2 separate regions of the Mus musculus genome follow, and region 2 is linked to region 1. A link is a loop called in an ENCODE intact Hi-C map of the cell type or tissue named here. Cell type or tissue: heart. All regions are shown on one strand. Each heading gives the region's core, and the rest is flanking DNA. Links, peaks and the distances in the headings are about the cores only. Region 1 holds the start of Gm25498 (a small nucleolar RNA gene). Region 2 overlaps Wdfy4 (WD repeat and FYVE domain containing 4).

What was found. Peaks named below come from ENCODE experiments on the same cell type or tissue, not always from the same donor. Only the 100,000 strongest peaks of a DNase experiment are listed, where the experiment ranks them.
Region 2: it touches region 1 in a loop (9-fold over the local background); 15 of 42 quality-filtered maps call a loop at or near these places.

Annotation. Positions count from the first base shown.
Region 1 is chr14:33,201,183-33,210,178 of GRCm38, forward strand. Gm25498 (a small nucleolar RNA gene) reads left to right here and starts at 5,970; the gene lies at 5,970-6,098. In heart, for the core only: CTCF peaks have their summits at 4,663 (motif pointing left) and 6,029 (motif pointing right); no DNase peak of the experiment used is centred there; H3K4me3 peaks cover 378 bases; H3K27ac peaks cover 256 bases; H3K27me3 peaks cover 320 bases.
Region 2 is chr14:33,142,191-33,151,186 of GRCm38, forward strand. Wdfy4 (WD repeat and FYVE domain containing 4) reads right to left here. Exons shown (of 59, transcript NM_001146022.2): 7 at 7,292-7,481; 8 at 4,751-4,908; 9 at 2,752-3,204; 10 at 138-242. Among named protein-coding and RNA genes, the nearest start is that of Wdfy4, 38 kb to the right of the region's middle. In heart, for the core only: a CTCF peak has its summit at 4,310 (motif pointing right); no DNase peak of the experiment used is centred there; H3K4me3 peaks cover 477 bases; H3K27me3 peaks cover 1,079 bases.

The DNA of each region.
Region 1 (8,996 bases), core at 353-8,352:
TTTAGCATCTGATGAGATGATCACATTTTTCCCTTTCAGTTTATGTATCTGGCAAACTACAATAACAGAATTTTGTGTGTTGAACCGTCCCTGCATCTCTCGGATGAAGCCTAGTTGATCACGGTGGATCATCTTTCTTATGTGTTCTTAGGTTTAGTTTGTGAGTGTTTTGTTGAGTATTTTTCTATCAATGTTCATGAGGGAAACTGTTCCATAATTCTCTCTGTTGAATATTTGTATGGTTTGGGTACCACTGTGACTGTGACCTCAAAAAATGATTTGGATAATGTCCCTTAATGTTGTTTTGTGGAATAACTTAACAAGTACTGGTATTAGGACACCTTTGAAAATCCAGTAGAATTCCGAGCTAAAACTGTCTGGATATGATTTGTTGTTGTTTTTGTTGTTGTTTTTGTTGTTGTTATTATGAAACATTTAATGATGATTTCTATTTCCTTGGAGATTATAGGTATATTTAAATTGTCTATCTGGTCTGAATTCCTAGTTACCTGGATATTTGAATTCTTGGTGTCTTAAATTTTTTAGATACAACATTTTCTTTGACAGATGTATCAATTTCTTCTATCATATCTTTTAAGCCCGACACACTGTCTTCTGTCTCTTGCATCCTGATGCTGATGCTTGCTTCTGTGGTCCCTGTTTGCTTGCCTGCATTTTCCATCTTCGGAATTCCCTCAGTTTGTGTTTTCTTTATCACTTCTATTTCCATTTTCAGGCCTTGAATGGTTTTATTCATTTCCCTCACCTGTTTACTTGTTTTTCTTGACTTTCTTTAAGAGATTTCTTCATATATTCCAACTGCTTGTTTGTGTTTTCCTGGATTTCTTTAAGATATTTATTCATTTCCTCTTTAAGGTTTTAAGGTCATTTCTTGTGCTTGAGCTGTGTTGGGATATTCATGGCTTGCTGGACTTTGGTGGTGCCATGTTGCCTCGGCTGCGGTTGATGGTGTTCTTACACTGGCATCTCGGCATCTGGGTCTAGGATGAGTACAGGTCTAGGTGCTGATTTCTGAGTTTGTCTTGTTGGATGGGTGTTTTGTTTCTTGGTTTCTGTTTCCTCTTTTGTCTTCTGGTCTCTGTGTTCTCTATTTCTGGTGGCCAGTATGACCTCTGGTTCAGCAGGGAATCTCAGTCAGAGTTGAGGGATGGACTTGTGGCAGAGTGTGGCCGTTAGTCATCATGTGTGCCTCTCTGTTCTGATTGTCATGGCCTGCACCCGAGCAGTGAGTGGATATCCTCCTGCCCATGTAAGGACGGAGGCACAAGGGGGTGGGGGTGGGGGTGGGGACAGGTCTCAGAGGGGTGGGTGGGTCTTTGGGATCCTAACTGATGGCATGAGAGGGTTCTAAGGGCAGGAGGTCCTCCTTCCTGTTCTTCTGGCTGACAGGAATAATTTTAAATGTAATAAGAATGGTGCCATGACAGCTCTTACTACATGTACACACTAGGTTGGGGTGGGTGTACTAGAGTGGATTCACTCGGTAGTATTCTGTTAAACTTTTTATTTAAAAGACTTATCATTGGCCACGGGCCACACCCAACCCTCGCTGGGAAAGCATGGCAGAAGTGAGCAAGCAGGTGATGGAGAGATGGAAAAGGAAGAGAAGCCAAGTGGTTTGTGCATTGTGAAGAGAGGCACAACTGGAGACTTGAAGGCAGTCGCTGCTTGTGCTCCTTGGGAAATGGTGAATGACACTGTTCACCAATAGAGCCAGTAACAAACCCAAGTGCCAGTGGGCCTGTGCTTTCTTTTTTTTGAGAAAACCCATCACTGTGTGAATGTCTGTGACTCCCAGAGCTACGTCCTAGCCCAGGAAGAAGAGCGGCCCCTGCAGAGTGGAGATTACAGCTGACTCAACATGCCCTGCTGTTTGCTTCCTGCCGTTGGCCTATCTGCTCAGGTCTCTAGCTGCTCATGGTGCTGTTCAACCACAGACTGGACGACTCGATGCTGAATTACAGTCTCTCTGGGCTGTGTTTAACCTTGGCGAGGGATTTATTTCCTTTGGACTCTTTGGGTTGAACTAACATTTAATCATCCTACCTTTTAAAAGAAAATGTCATTGCTGATGCAGTTCTGGTGGGCAGAAGACACCCAAAGCCCTCGGTGATGAGAAAGTGTGTGATGGAGAGATGGGAGGGAAAGAGAAGTGAAATGGTTTGTGCATTCTGAAGAGAGGCGAAACTAGAGACAAGAAAGTGGTGAGGAACATCCTGATGTGAATATCCCCCCCTGCCCCCCCCCTACCACCAGAGACCATGGTGATGCCCTGGCCTGTGCTGCAGCTCAGAGCCTTGGCCCTGCCTCTCACCTGGGCAGTGCGGGAGAGCTGGCCCTGAGGGTATGAGGGCAGGAGATGAAGTGGATGAGGTTTAGCTGGGGCAAACACGTGAAGGACCATTTAGCAGACTCAGACGCAGGTGAAAGACTAAGGCAGACTTGTGAAGGAACGTTTCACTGAAGCAGACACAGGGTGATCTGCTAAAGCAAGCATGTGAGAGGACACGTGCTAAAAGATTCTTTGCCAATGGCATGCATATGTTTGCCCACCTTACACTGAGCAGTTGCGCTACATTTGTCTGAACTCTAGAGGAGAGAAACTCACCAGAAAACTTCTGGTGGTATGCAGCAGTTTTTTTGCCGCTTCCGAGGACTTGGGCTGATTGGCAGAGTGATGTCAGACTCATGTGCTGACGCAAGACCCGTGAAGGACACGTGATGTTTGGAGAGAATATAAAAAGGACTCGACAGACGGTGACGGGAGCTGAGTTTGGCTTCCTTATAGAGCTAGCTATGCAACACTTGTGGGTCTGGAGGCTTTGCTTCATTGAGAGACACAGCCGAGAACTTCTGCTGACTCGTCCCGAGGTGGAGGCCTGGCTGTAGTGCTAGGTAGTGCCACCGCTGCTGATTCAGTGTTTGCTATCCCAACTCTACCAAACTAGACTGCTGGTATACGTATCCGTGGGGTGTTTGCAAGTGGATCGAGCTGCCGCTGCTGAACTGTGAACTAAACTGCAGATTTCCAGACAACACAGACTGGAGTTGCTCCAAAGAGCCTTCCTAAACAGGTCCACTTCCCCCAGTATCCTTTCTCTCCCACTGCCTCTGGTGGGTGGTGGGTTAAAAGGGAGGTTAAAGCGTTTAAGGACCATCACTGAAAAAAGGAGAGCTGGCCCTGGTGGCACAGGTGCAGGAGAGCTGGCAGGCAGACCAACTCAGCTTCCACGAAGATCCAGGGCTCTGAGTTGGCCCTCCCCAGCATCTACCCCATCCATGAGCTGCTGGAGTGTGTGAAGGGGCAGGTCTTGCAGATCCGAAGCTGGAGGATCTACGCAGGGCAACAACAGGATATCAAAGAGGAGTTCTGGTGAGGGCACATATGTATTGATGGTGTAGCAGAAGCCGGAGGCCTCAACCAGACCAATGACACATTGCAATGAACATTGGCAAGTAGAGCTATGTGGGTGAAAGGGTATACTATGTAACACACCGTAGCTTCTGTGGTGGTGAGATTCTGTTGTTGTTGTTGTTGTTGTTGTTGTTTATTGTGTCCTGTGAGGAGGAGGGTGCAAGGGCAGAGGGCAGATATGGAGGGACAAGGTGATTGGGTTGCATGATGTGAAATTCACAAAGAATCAATTAAAAATTTTAGAAAATACTTACAATTGCCAAACATGGCAGTAATTACATGTGTAACCTCACCACTCACGAGGCTGAGGCAGGAGAATCAGAAGTTCGAGGGTGTGTGTATGACTGTATGCATAAACGCTTGTGTGTCTGTGGTGTGGTGGTGTGTCAATTTTTTTGTGACATATGTAGACTTAAGCTTGTTTGTCTGAGTGACAATTGTGTGCAGGGCCCATAAGGGCAAGAAGAGGACACTGACTGTCCTTGAATTGGAATCCCTGGCAGTTGTCAGCCTCCTGATGTGGGCACTGGAACCCAAAAGCTTCCCAATAACAAGTGTTCCTAACCACTGGGCCGTCTCGCCAGCCTCAGACTGGAATGACTTCCTATGTCTAAGACAAGTGCAAACCTGGTCACACTCTGGCTCATTCTCTGCTCATTAAGAAGCTTCGGATCTCACGTTCACCCAGGGCCTCCTCACGCTATGCCAGTCAGCCTGAGCGTCAGACACAGAGCCCTCCAAAGCGTAGGTTACCCAACCTCCAACTCTGCCTGAGATGGGCACTACCCACATTGCCTCTGACACACAGTAAGACAGGACAACACTTCTCCAGTTCCGCTTCTCCCCACCGCCTCAGGATCATCCTTCCACGGCCTCTGTTTTAGAGTTTCTACTGCGAAGCACTGACAGAGGAGAGCGGAGGCCAAAGCTGCTGCCTGGACCAGAGAGGGAAAAGTGAAAAGCTGACTGCGCCCTAAGTGTGCACCCTCCATCACTAGCAGGGGCGGGAGCGGCGGGGGCCGCGGAGTGAGCCCAGGAAACACAAACACACCACACAAACACACACACGCGCGCGCGCGCGCACAGCCACACACACACACACACACACACACACACACACACACACACACACACACACACACCCTAACACCCTAAGTAGCATGCTGAGGGCGCCATCTTGTGTCCATAATTGCCAATTACAATCAATATTGTTTAGTATGTCAATTAGTTGCTTTTTCCCTTTCTTTATAACTTCCTTTTTTAGCCTACACATACTTTGTTAGATATTATTATGATGGTATTCAATAAAGTGTGTCTTTTGTGATTCTCCTTATCCCATCCCCCTCCCACTCCTCTGATACTGTCTCTTCATGCCCTGGGTCCTTTTGCCCCCTCCCATCCTTCATCACAAACATCGCTCCCTCCTGGTCTTCTTCAAGGCTTTTAGATTCCATCCAAATGTATACCTGTTACACATAAATACATCACAGACTAGGATTTTTTTTTCTTTCTGAGTTTTGGTTACCATATACTTTGCAGATCCATCCATTTCCTGAACATCTCATCTTTACAGTTTCCCTCACAGATGCACAGTGTTGTTTTTAGTTAGCAGGCAAGATCTGAGCTTCGCTATGATGTTTTTATGCAGTATAACATTGTAACTAACTCTATTAGCTATTCCACTTTCTTGCCCTGCTGAGCAGTCTCCTTACTATGAGATAGTAGAGTCAATACAGAGGAAGAAAGAGTAGAGCCAAATTACTTGTAGTTAATACACACTCTGCACATCAGAGGGAAAGCGACATATTTTGCCTTCCCCACCCCACTTCTCATCCCTTCTTTTACATTTGCATTATATGTCATGCATATATGTAAATTCCATGTCTATATAAAATATTCATATGCATATATATGCATAAGAGAGAAAGTATGCTATTTGTCTTTCTGAATCTGTCTTATTATTTATTATAATTTCCATATCTGCCCATTTTTCTGCAAAGGTTATGATCTTAGTTTGTGTGTGTGTGTGTGTGTGTGTGTGTGTGTGTGTGTGTGTGTGTGATTGTGGCAGTGGGGCATGTGTGAGCCATGACTACACGTGTGGAGGTCAGAGTTCAGCTCTTGGAAGTCCATTTTCCCCTTTTGCTTTGTTTTGCCTGCTGTGCTGGTAGCTCAGGCTGGCCTGCCATCTCCAGGCCATCTTTCTGGTTCCACCTCCCTTAGTGACTTAGGAAAGCTGAGATTACAGAGGAAAACCAAAAACCCTGGCGTCTGGCTCTTTTACGTGAGTTCCAGAGATCAGCTCATGTCCTGGGGCTGTACAAGGAGCACACTTGTCACTGAAGCCCTCTCCCCAGCCCACAACTCCACCTTACAGCTGAATAAAATCCCTTTGTCAACTCAGGGCACATGTCTCACATTATCTCTACCCATTCATCTGTTGGTGGACATCTAGGCTCCATGTCCCATTGCTGGGACAAAACACCGGACAGGAATCAATTTAAAGAAGGGATGGGGGGGGGGGGGAGGATGTCCAGTCCCTAGAGGCATTGCAGGTGTGGCTGCTGTGTCACAAGTTCGTCAGTAGGTGGCAGTGAGGAGACAGGCTCTTTCTGCACTACAGTGTTCTGACCTGTGAACAAATGATTAGTACCTTAACATTTCCTGAAAACAGTGAGCCTGAAACCACCATCAGTCTCATGCCAGGAAGGCTCAGACAGGCTCCCAGGATGGGGAGCCAGCCTGAGATCACCACCAGCCCTCCTCCACACAGGCCTAGGGGACTATGCCAAGACGACCCTGCTAGCTTGCATTATGGCCTGGTGCCATAGTACATGAGCAGGGTATAGCACTTCTGAGACCACTCCTGAGATGACTCCAGACACCCACTAAAATGAGCCAATAAGTGATGAAGAGATGGAAGAGAAAGAGAAACAGAAGGAGGTGCATACAATGAAGAGAGGCAGAACTGGAGACTCGAGGGTAGTGAGGGACAGTCTGATGTGAGTAGCCAGTGATCCCACCTGGAGCCATGGTGGGGGCCTGGCCTGTGCTGCCAGGGGACCATTTCTGGGTCTGTAGGTCTGCAGCAGCAGGAGTCTGTTACCACCAAAAGCCAGATGGATGTCGCTGGTCTGGGCTGCTGCCCAGGGACTTGTCACTGTCTGAGGGCTGTGCAGAACCAGCCTCATCCCTCACATGGGCATTGTGGGAGAGCTGAACTCACACCTGACCTGCTGCAGTACTTGGGAGAGTGAGCCCTGTACATTGTGGGGGTTTCAGTTGATCCAGCCTGAGGATATGAGCATGCGAGAACTGGCCCTACCACCTGCCTTCCATGCAGTGGTGTGGATGAGCTGAGCAAGAGAAACCCTCTTCCCCTCTCTCCCTCCCTGCTCTTTCTCTCCCCCGCCCCACTGGTGGCAGACCAGAGACCTGACCTTGAGGTCATGAGAGCTGTCCCTGCCCCTTGCCATCTGCAGCACTTGGGAGAGTAGGTCACTCATCTGTCATGCAGTGACACAGGTGAGCTAGAGATGTCCCCTTCTCACTCTTTGCCACCTACAGCAGGCAGAGGAGCTTGCCCCGTGTCATCAGAGTGGGAGAGCAGGCCCTGCCCCTCACCTGGTGCAGTACAGTAGAGCTGGCTCTGGATGTGGGTTGAGGGTGAGCCAGCCTGACGCGAGAGTGTAGGAGAACCAACCCTGTCTCTTGTCTGCAGTAAGGTACCATCAGTAATGAAGAGAGCCTCTCCCTCTTGCTTTTGCCCTGACACTGGAAGTGACTGTGATAGTCGGCCCTGAAGGGGTCAGAGGGCAGGAGAGCTGTCCCTGCTCCTCGACTGTTACAGCACTCAGGAGAGCTGTCCCTGCACCTCGTCTGTGCAGCACGTTAGAGCTGGCCTTGGTTGCAGGGTTTGCCTGTGACCCAGCCTCAGGGCATGAGGGTGGGAGGGCCAGTGGGCTGACCAACTCAGATAGATGCCTCTCAGACCTAGGTCCAGGGCTTTGAATTGGCTCATTCCAACACCTACCCCATCAATGAACTGCTGGGGTGCATGAAGGGTCGGTCCTACAGATCCAAAACTACAGGATCTCCATGACACAGGACAAGAACAGGATATCCGAGAGGAGTACCAGTGAGGTGCCAGTATTGTTAGTGTCGCAGAAGCCAGAGACCATTGAGTCACTGCAATGAACATTTACAAGCAAACTAGTGTGAACAAAAGGGTATACTGTGAGACACACTGTGACACACTGCAGCCTCCACCATGATTTTTTTTTTCTCTGTTGGAGTGGGAGTTTGTAGGGGTGAAGGGTGAGGACAAGGGGGGGGGGGAATGAGTGGGATTGGAGTGCATGACATGAAATTCACGAGAACTAGTAAAATGTTAGGGGAAGAAGTAAGGAAGAGTTACTGGGTCTATTTCGGCCATCAGTCTGAAGTCAGGGAGAGGTGAGGGCACGGTCCACTTTGTGTATATAGTTAGTTAGGTTGCAGAGAGATTTGCACACTGACGTTGCTCTAGGTTTCTGCTTCACCACTCAGTTAAACATTCTGGAAATGTCCTTTCCAACAAGTGTGTCTCCTGAGCCCATTATAAAGCCAGTTAGGTTGGCAATGGGGTTGACTCTGGCACAGGTTTTGGCCATAGTGAATAGTGTCTCAGTTAACACTCTGAGGTGTCTCAGGAGGATAGCTGGGTCACACGGTAGCTGTATCTTCTTCATTTCCATAATGGCAGCACCGCTTCACACTCCCGCCAGCAGTGACTACGGGCCCTGCATCCTCTCCAGCGGGTTCTTTTCCTGATGATAGCCATCCTGACTAAAGTGAGTTAGAATCTCAAAACTGTTTCAATTTGGATTTCTCTGGTGGTTGAACCTTTTAAAATATTCATCAAATGATAGTATATTGTCTAGTTGATTTTATATTTAGTTTTTAAAGTCCTTTATTTGTTCTGGATACTGAGCGCTGTCAGATGTGTAGCGGGGAAAGGATTTCTCCCCATCCCTTCGACTGCCTTTTCCCTCTGCCGATTGCCAATTGCTTCCTTCACTCTGCAGAAGCTCAATACAATAATTTTACACAGTTTATCATCAGTTCTTGGGATCCATTCCTCTGCTGCAGCGTCCTTCTCAGACAGCCCTCACCTATGCCTACATATTGAAATGTTTCTTCTGCTTTCCTCCAGCAGTCTCAGAGTTCCAGGTCTTCTGTTAAGGTTGAAGTTGGGTTTTGTGTGGGACAGGAGATATGTACCTAACTTCGTTCTCCTTAGGGCTGACATCCAAGTTTGCTGGTTTCATTAGACAAAAATGCTTTCTTTTCTCCAAAGTGTGTTTTGGAAGGTTTTTCAAACGCTGGGTGTCTGTGGCTATGTTGGTTTATGTCTGGTTCCCTGTTGTGCGTGCATCTGCTGTGTGCCAGGACGGTGCTGGTTTCCTCACTGTGGCTCTGCAGTGTACACTGAGATAAGGTATTATGTTGCCTGCAACATTGCTCTTCTGCTCTTGATAGCTTTGGATATTATTTGTGAATAGGGTCTTTTGTACTTCCA
Region 2 (8,996 bases), core at 481-8,480, 59 kb before region 1:
AAGTGTCAATTTTGTGGATGGTCACCATCAACTGGCACATGGACATTAGCCACCGTGCTGACACTGGCTGTCCCTTGACTGCCACCACAGTCCATGTTCTGTTGCAGATGACAGGGCGAGGTTAGAGCTAGCATTACCTGCATTTCGAACAGAGCCTTGCAGAAGTGTGACCACAGTGCTCAGCATCACGTAGGTGAGTTCCCTCTCAGGATCCTGCACATCAGGGCTGCACTCTTTGTTTCCTGCCACATTTAAGAATCGATACATATCAGTACTACGTCTGCATGGTACAATCCACAATCTCCTTCTCCTTTGGGGTCCTACCTTCCTAAGGCCAACGGGAGTGCAGTCGTCCCATTAGAAGGGAGCATACACCTCAATTCTGAAGATACAACCTGGAAAACCTTAACCTCACTGGTTCTCCAGCTTGAGCACATCAGAAATCTGAACATCCAAAAGACTGTGGAGCCCCTTGCTCAGGTCTCCTGGGTTAGACTTTGAATGAGACCAGGTAATTCTTGTATTTAACATGGCCCCAGGTGAAGCCGATGAGCCTGTTGCAACAGCCCCTCTGAAAGAAGCACTCTCCTCTTGACGCCAAATCAGCCCTGACCTTCCCCTTATAACCTGGCACTCATGTCTAGAAGGAACAACTGCCAGCTCCTTAGCTAAGAAGCAACTCAAGGGAATCTGGAACAGACAGACAGACCACTAGATCCTTGAGGCCCAAACCAGGCTGCTTAATCCACCTCTGATACCCAAGGCTGCAGAAGTACCAAGACAAATTGAGAATTTAGCTTTGATTTGGAGCATTAAGAACAAGTAAATGAACGAGAACAAGAAGAATTTATTTACCAGACACAGCGTGCGTAAGAATCAATAGGTCACATTTAAAAATTCAAACCGCAAAGGAAAACTGGAAACATTAGCTCACAGAAAAAGCTAAACTCTTCTGGGAATGGTCATAAGCCTGGGGTCAGATCGAAAAGTGGATCCGACATTAAGTTGTTGAAAGGCATCGTCTGTCTAGGGTGCTGTGTGCTGACTCCCCTGTAAACACAAGGAAACCAAGGGAGCTGCTGTGTTAACTTCATGCAGAAGAGGATTGGAGGCAAGAAGTTAGCTATGGTTGGAACGCTTCCCCCAAAGCCCTGTGCTGGGAATGTAATCTCTAACTCACATGGTAATGGTATTTGCAGGTACATCCTTGGGACATAATTGGCATTGGATGACATCATGAGGAGAAGTACATAAACTGGCAGAATTGCTCTGTCTCACTGAGCAATGCTCTTTGCTGTATTGTACTAGAGCAACAAGACCTTCTCCATATGCTGGCACCATGACACTGGACTCCCCAACCTCCAGAACCATAAGCCAAATAAACTTCTATTTGGGAAGATAGCTCGGTGGTAGCTCATTGGACTGCAAGTAAACTTCTATTCTTTATAAATTTTCTAGTCTGCAGTCTGTTACTATAACTACTTTGTTATAGTAACAAGAAAACAGTCCAAAACTACCAAGCAAGAGAAAAAAGTACAGAGCCACCTACTTCCACGGCTTGGTTTCTCTAAAGGCCTAGACAGAGGAAAGTATGCTGGAAGCACATTGTCCTAAGTCCTCACCCTATTTGCAAACATTCTGGGTTGGACACAGTTCCTTCCGGAACTCCTGAAGGTGCCTAGGCTCAACCACCCTCAGAGCAATATTGAAATGATAGTGTTAATGTGTGCAGGAATTCCTGGACACCTGTTATGTGCCACACCCAACAGTGGGTGCCTTTCTCTTCGTTCCTATGGGGCCTGTGTCATAGCCACTGTCGTTTTACAGGGGAGAAAATGGTCTCATAGAAGTGAGGTGACAGCATAAGACTGCCCTGCTTACAGCACAGCTATGTTTCCAGCTGAGGCTGACAAGCTCCCACATTATCATGCTCTCCCTCATCTTCTTCCTTACAAGAAGCAGAAAACAGACACGTTAGCAGTGTTGACTAAAGTCTGGAGCAGAATTCCAAAAGCATTTGGTGGATGGGAGGAGCTCCCAGGCCTGCCCCGCCAGTGCAGCAAAAGGGAAGGAGAGAAGGGAAAGGCATGGAGGCATAAGGTAGGCAGCTAGATCCCTGTGTCCTGCTGCCCCACCTCCAGGCTGGTCTCCCAAGGGCAGCAGGAAGTGACAGAGTTGAGCAAACCAAGAGGAACAGGGGAAAGAGACTTTGTGCCTTGTTTCTATTTGAAAAATCACAGGAGGTGAGGATCTCAAAGCTCCTCGCAAAGTGTGGGGCACAGTAAAGCAGGTGTATAGGCCATTTGGAATGAGAGGCATGCTGGGTCAGCAGGACTCTGGAACCCCACTCTGAGAGTTCCACAAGGTGGGAGACCACAAGGTCATACTTCAGCAAACCCCACAAGCACCTTCAAAGCCTAGGTCTCTGCAGGCCCCCAGTACCCCTTTGCTTTACTGAGGGATCACAGTCCCCTGGTGGGTTTCATCTCTATACCCAGGGAGGAGTAACTTAAGAATTCCTTGAGTCCATTCCTGGAGTTCACATAAAGTGGTGTCTGTCCCTCTCATCTCTGGGGAAGACTTGGAGACTCTGCCTGTTTTTTGTGAAGCTATAACCCCAGAGCTCTTTTGTCTATCCACCACAATATGAGCCACACGTTCGCACTCTCCGTTACCCTGCAAGGTGGTCAGATTGGCCCAGCCTGGATAGCAATGACCTCAGCCCATTTGCCCACCCCTCTGAAGTCACACCTGACTTCCTCATGATCTTGGCCTGTTTCCGCAGCTGGGCCAGCAGCAGACCTAGTAGTCCCGAGTCCCGGAAGATGTCTGTGAAGAGCCGGTCACTGGCTGTGATCCTGAGGATGCTCCGCAAGGCCACGAGGGTACAGGAGAGCTCCGAGCTCTCCTTGATCAGACGCTGCACCTTAGCCAGGACCTCGTGGGGCACATAGAGCAGCTTGAACACCAGAGTCTCCAACAGCTGGAAAAAGTGCTCCTGCACTGGGGTTGGCTTCAGGGGAATGATCTCTGCAAACTGTGAGATGGGTTGCAGGGTCCACTCCAGCAGGAAGAAATTGCGAGGATTCCAGGCCCACATGGTCTTGATGGCCAAAAGCACTTGAATGCAAAGGACAGAGTCACTGGCTCTGTGGAAAAGATTCTGCAGGACCTGGAAGGCCTGGAGATTCTTAACAGTCACTCCTGGGGAGGAAAAGCAAGAGTTCTGCAAGTTAGCTCCCTGCCGGCCTGTCTAGAAATGCATCCTTGAGCTCTCACAAGGACTCAGCATGTAATGATTCTCTTTTTTAGTTCCTGTAAGTGCACATCTTAGACATCTAGAAATCTTCAGCAACTATGATGGGGGGGTGGGGGGTTGGAAAGGGCTGCATCTGCATTCCAAAGATTGGCAACTGACTAAGCGTTCCAGTCATGACTACTCTGAACCAAAGCGTGCTCGTGAGGGCAGGAGCCACACAGGATTTCCAAGGGGCAGCACGGGGAAAGAAGGAAGCAAGAGTCTCACTAACTGCTCTGTTTGTGGCTACACCTTAAGCATTCCTTGAGGATTTGGGGTCTATTGAGGTAGATAAACATATGTTATCAGAAATAATCCAACCAGTTTCTTCTTGCTAAAATCGAGATAGATGATTGGTCCACCTTATATTTCCACAGAACAAAGCTGGACCAGGAGATTTGGGGTTTATCAACTAGAATCAAGTGATGCTGTAGATGGCTGTTCTAAGTCAGATTTCCATCTAGACAGCGGAAAGGATGCACCTTCATTGCCCACTCCGGCTTTCTCTTCTACCCTTATTGTCTCTCACCCCAGAATACCTGGTTCAAAGCTCCTGCCTGTATGTATTTCTGCCTTGGATTTGCTAAAACTTTGAGGCTCTCTGCTGCCAGCCATCTCTGATCCTCTTTGTCTAGATTCTGCCTAACACTCTTCTCTAGCTGGTGCTTGCAGCGTTACAGCTCCTGCCTCTTCCCACAGCTCCTAACTTCCTACCCTAGCTAGCATCTCGAGATCCACCCAGCTGTCTCAGACCACTGTTTCTTCCCCACTTGGTACTTTGTGCCTTTAAACTCTTCCCTCTCCTTTCAACCTAGACGACTCACACTTAGCCTTTAAAAATTCCCTCAGCAGGATGTCTGTGCAGGGTTTCCTGACAGACCCACTCGAGGCAAGGCATGTGCCAGTCAAGCAGCCTGTGGTTTGATATATGTGTGACAGTCTCTGAGGAAGGATTTTAGAGCTGACACTAGTAGTTCACATTAGCACCCAGTAGGGGGCAGAGCACCTGCTGCTCAGAAAGCATCAGTGTGCCCACTGGTATTCTCAGTTCATGTTCAGCATCCTAGGAAGAAAATCCACTGACTCTGAGCCTAGGTGGCTGAGTCAGGCTCATCTGTTTCTATTACACAAGCAGATGGTACAGGCTAAGTCACCCCTAGACAGGGGTGGAATTCCAGAGGCTGCCTCCCTTACTTGATAAGGGTTTAGCCTCTGTTAAGCAATATTTCCTCCACTTGCCACACAAAATGAGCTTTTTTGTGTGCAAAGCTGAAATTGCACAGGTGGAAAGTAGATTAAGGGAAGATCTAATATCCACGGGTCTAGGTCATGTCTCCAAAGGTCAGAAGCATCAGACCTTGTGACAAATGCAAATGGACTCAGAGACCAGCATAGCCTGGTCAGGACATCATACTGGCTCTCCAGTTACCTGGAGACACAGTGAGGACCCACCAGAAGCCTCCTGATGGAACTTGAAGCCTTCAAGCTGAGGATAAGTGACGCTGTCAAACACCTTCAGCTCTGACCTCCCACAGGTTGTCAGCCACATCACCAGCTCGATGAGCTCCTCCAGATGGGGCTCCACCACACCCTGGGTCAGCCCGTTATACCTGCAGGACAAACAGGGTCAGCTCCTGGATGGAACAGCTATGTGTGTGTACAGTGCTCCTCCCAGAGGCCAGAAGAGGATGCTAGAGCTCCCCAAACTGAAGTTACTGGTGGTTGTAAGCCACCATGTAGGTGTTTGGGACTGAAACTAGTCCTCCACAAAAGCAAAGGCTCTTAACCACTGAGTCATCTCTCTGACCCCCAAAAGTTCCCTCTCATCATGTGTGTACTCTGTAACTTCCATTGCCATTCGTCATCTGTGGCCTCCAAACAGCAACTGGAACTTGGGTGTAGGTTGTTTGATAAAGTGCTTGTCTCGTATTCAGAGGGACCTGGTTTGGATCCCTAATACTGCATAGGACCAGTCGTGGTGACGTTTACCCATAATCTTAGAATTCGAAAGGTGTGTACAGGAGTATCGAGATCATTCTTGATAATATAGAGAGCTTGAGACCATCCTGAGTTATGTGAGTTACATGAGACCTTATCAAAATAAAATATAAAATAAAATAAATGACATTTCTAAACACACACACTGAGAAAGAGAGAGAGATCAGCAAAGAATTCCAGAAATTAAAAAAAAAATCATGCTTTAAACTAATTTGTTATAATATGGCTACATATATAAATATTGAATTTTGCTATTAACTATTGTTATTAGCCTCTTACTGTACCCAATTTACAAGTTCAACATTGACTATCAGTATGTGTGTATCAGATTCTGTAAGATTTGTATTGCAGATGCCCACTGGAGCTCTTCAGAGCAGACCACTCTCTGTCAGTAAGCAGAGACTGCTGCACAGAGGAACCTGTGAAAGACCACAGCTCTGTTTAGAGGAAGGCTGCTTTCCGTGGCTGGACTCCCAAAAGGCACGAATTTAAGGGGCTCACAGAGCAAAGGGCACCCCCAGAATGGAAGATTCGATATTTCCTAGAAGGAAAAAGAAAACTCAGACCGCATGGGGAAGATGTGCATTTCTGTAGTCTTCCTCACACCTAGCCTGTGGTGGACATGTGCATTTCTGTCATCTTTCTCATGCCTCGCCTATGGCTGATACCTCCAGAGTTTATCTGATACTTTGCTCTGCTTACAGGGCAGAGGGGCCCCGGAGTCTCTGTCCAGATCTTGCCTTCTCAGATCAGGAGTGAATGAAGCATGGCTCCTGGGAAGGCAGACAAGAAGGGATTGAGCCGAGCAGCCGCTTCCTCACACTGGTTTCCCCTTCTGTCTTCTATAAGAAACCTAATGCCCATCCATCGACCAGAAGAAACTTGTAGAAAATGCTACCCAGGGCACCACAGTGGTCACAGTCATCTGGCCACTAGCCAGGCTGCTTACTGTGCAGTGATAGTATATACCCAAAGAAACACTTATTCTTAGCACCCTTTTGAAGGATGCCTCCTTTGAAAGAGACTCTGCATCGACAGCCTTCAGCTTCTCTCATCCAAACCATCTCCAGTGTATCTGAGGCATTCGGTCATGCCTCATGCATCTGTGAAAGACATCGCTAAGGTCCACTCCATTGAGGAGAAGCCAAGCAAAGTCCAAAGGAATGTGCCTAGCCTTGCCCTGAAGCAGCTTCCCCAACTTCAGTGAAAGAGTTTGGGCCACAAAAGGATTTCTTTTATTTCCATCTAGTGCCCATGCTAATACCTAGGCACCCATCCCCTGAATACAATAAGCCTGAATAAAAATTTGGTCCAGCCCCAGATACACAGTGTCTTTTCCACAATTCATGGGTCTGAGAGAGACCTTCAGATGAGAGTTGATCTCAGAAACTACAAGCAGAGGGCAGACATGTGAAGTAGGAAATGCCAAAGGAAGGAAACTTGCTGAAATGCATTCCCAAACTGGCGTTTCCCTAGACGACGGTACTTAGCCCTTCTGTGATGGTGTACTTAGTCCTTATGGTGGCTTTGCGATGGTGTGGAGCAGAAGCAGTCAAAGGACAGCTTTATTGGGTGGTTACCTATCAGTTCTGACAGTGCTGGAGAGCTAAGGTTGGCGCACGGTTCCCACACAGCCCTCCAAACACTGAGGTAGGGTAAAAGCCATCTGATCGCAGAAAGATTCTGAGAGGCACATGAGCTTTACGAGGTGGAACACGCTGGTGGTGTTTGCCACTTGGTGGACTTGATGGAGTGGCTATTATGGTCACTCATTGATTCCCTAAAGAAGGCCTTCCTACATCTATCTGCATGTTCAGTTACTGCTACCAGGAAGGGGGTCTTACTAGCCATGCATGCTCTTAGGAGCCTTGAATTTCATAAGACATGCTTAAACACTCTTGCTATCTCTCTTCCACCAAAGCAGCAAGATGATTCTGGGCCCCACAGCTTGAGGGATGCTGTTTCTCTCCCCTCTCACCAGGCCCCACAACTTACCGCAGCAGTACCTTGAGGAGAAGAGGGTAGCCCTCCCCGTTCTCAAACTCCAGGAGCAGCGCAGAGGAGATGGGGTAGGAGTCTCTCACAAAGTTCAGGATGAGGCTCACAGCCTCGCTCACCTCCGGCGCGGGGAGAGTGTCTGCCAACTTGGAGAGGTTCTGAACTGAGAGCCGGACACAGTCTGCAGCTGTGGGAGGGGAAGCACAGCCCTGCTGAGCCAGGAAGCAGGGGTTTCTGCTGCTGCTCTCCGCTCTCCCCACCATCTACTTCCACTTGAACTTGCACAGCAAGACTTGCGGGAGAATAATTTGAGGCTACTTTCTGTAGGCTCTTAGATTCAAGAATCGAATCCCTGCGAGAGGTGCCATCCTGAGAGCAGCTGACATGGGTGGGGGTGGGGCAGCCTCTTAGCTCCTCCTTTCTAGAATGTAAGAGAGCCCCGCCCCTGAACCCGGGCTCTAGATACTGAGATGTCATGTAAGGCCAGAGCACTGGGGAGAGCCTTAAGAAGCATCATGGAGCCAAGCATGGAAAGTTGAGAAAAAAAAAAAAATCAGCTTGCGGAGCAGTCCTAGGAAGGAACAGTGGGTGAGTGCAGCAGAGGGGATGTTTCAGAAACTCAAGAAGCCAGGGCACTCAAGCAGAGGCCGGAGCTGTGGGGAAAGGAGAAGGTGGGCTCTATTCATGAAAAACCTGCCATCCTTCCTCCCTTCCTCCTTCCCATTCTCTCTCTCTCTCCCTCTCTCCCTCTCTCTCTCTCTCTCTCTCTCCCTCGTCACCTGGAATGGTGGGAAGTCAAAGAAAGATACAAGTCAGAAGAGGGATGCCCTCAGACTGGAGACTCTTTTAAGTGGCAGGAAAGTTACAAAAGTGGGAACCAAGAGGATGCAAGATCAGCTGTGAAGGACTCAGAAGAGCCTGAAGTGAGCCCTTTGAGCCCCATGGTGTCTCCTCCAGGGACTGATTTACAGTAAGAAAAGAATCATGTGGTGCTTTCTCAATTCTAACTAGTAGATTAAAAGAAGACAGATCACAGGGCATGTATTTGTGAACATGCAGGTGATAATGGCAGCTCAGAAACCCAGCTATACAGAGCCCATTCTGAGGCATCAACCAAAGAAGAGAAATGTTGTGTTCCAAGATGGCTGCTGTGCTCACCCAGGAGAGCTGAGATGTTGGGCAGGGGGGAATGGGAGGTGAGTAGAGATAAACACGAGCCTTAACATGTCCTTTTTAAAGCTGTGCAGCCTCAGAGGTCTCCATGCTTATCTGAAGCATTATCTGGGTCCTGAAGTGGCAGTGGATGCTAAGGAGGACCCCTGAGGTAGCTAATGTGATTGACTCACAGAACATTTCATTTTGAATAAAACCCAAGTGTCGGATGAGATGCAGAGGCCAAGTGCTGTAGACTAGAGGCACTGCATGTATGTCATGTATGTATTCATGTGTGTCTTGTATGTATGCATGTATGTCAGTATGTGTGCACATGTGTTATGTATGTGTACATGTGTGTCAAGTATGTATGTATGCATATATGTCAACACTCCCTGGAAACCAAGGCAATGCAAGGCAAGCAACACTATCATTCTGCCCGCCTTATAAATGAGGCAGACAGAATAGTTCAATGGCTATGGATCACTCCGCAGAGCTGGAACCCACGGAGTCTCTACATGCTCCCTAACACAGGCACTAAGATGCAGGA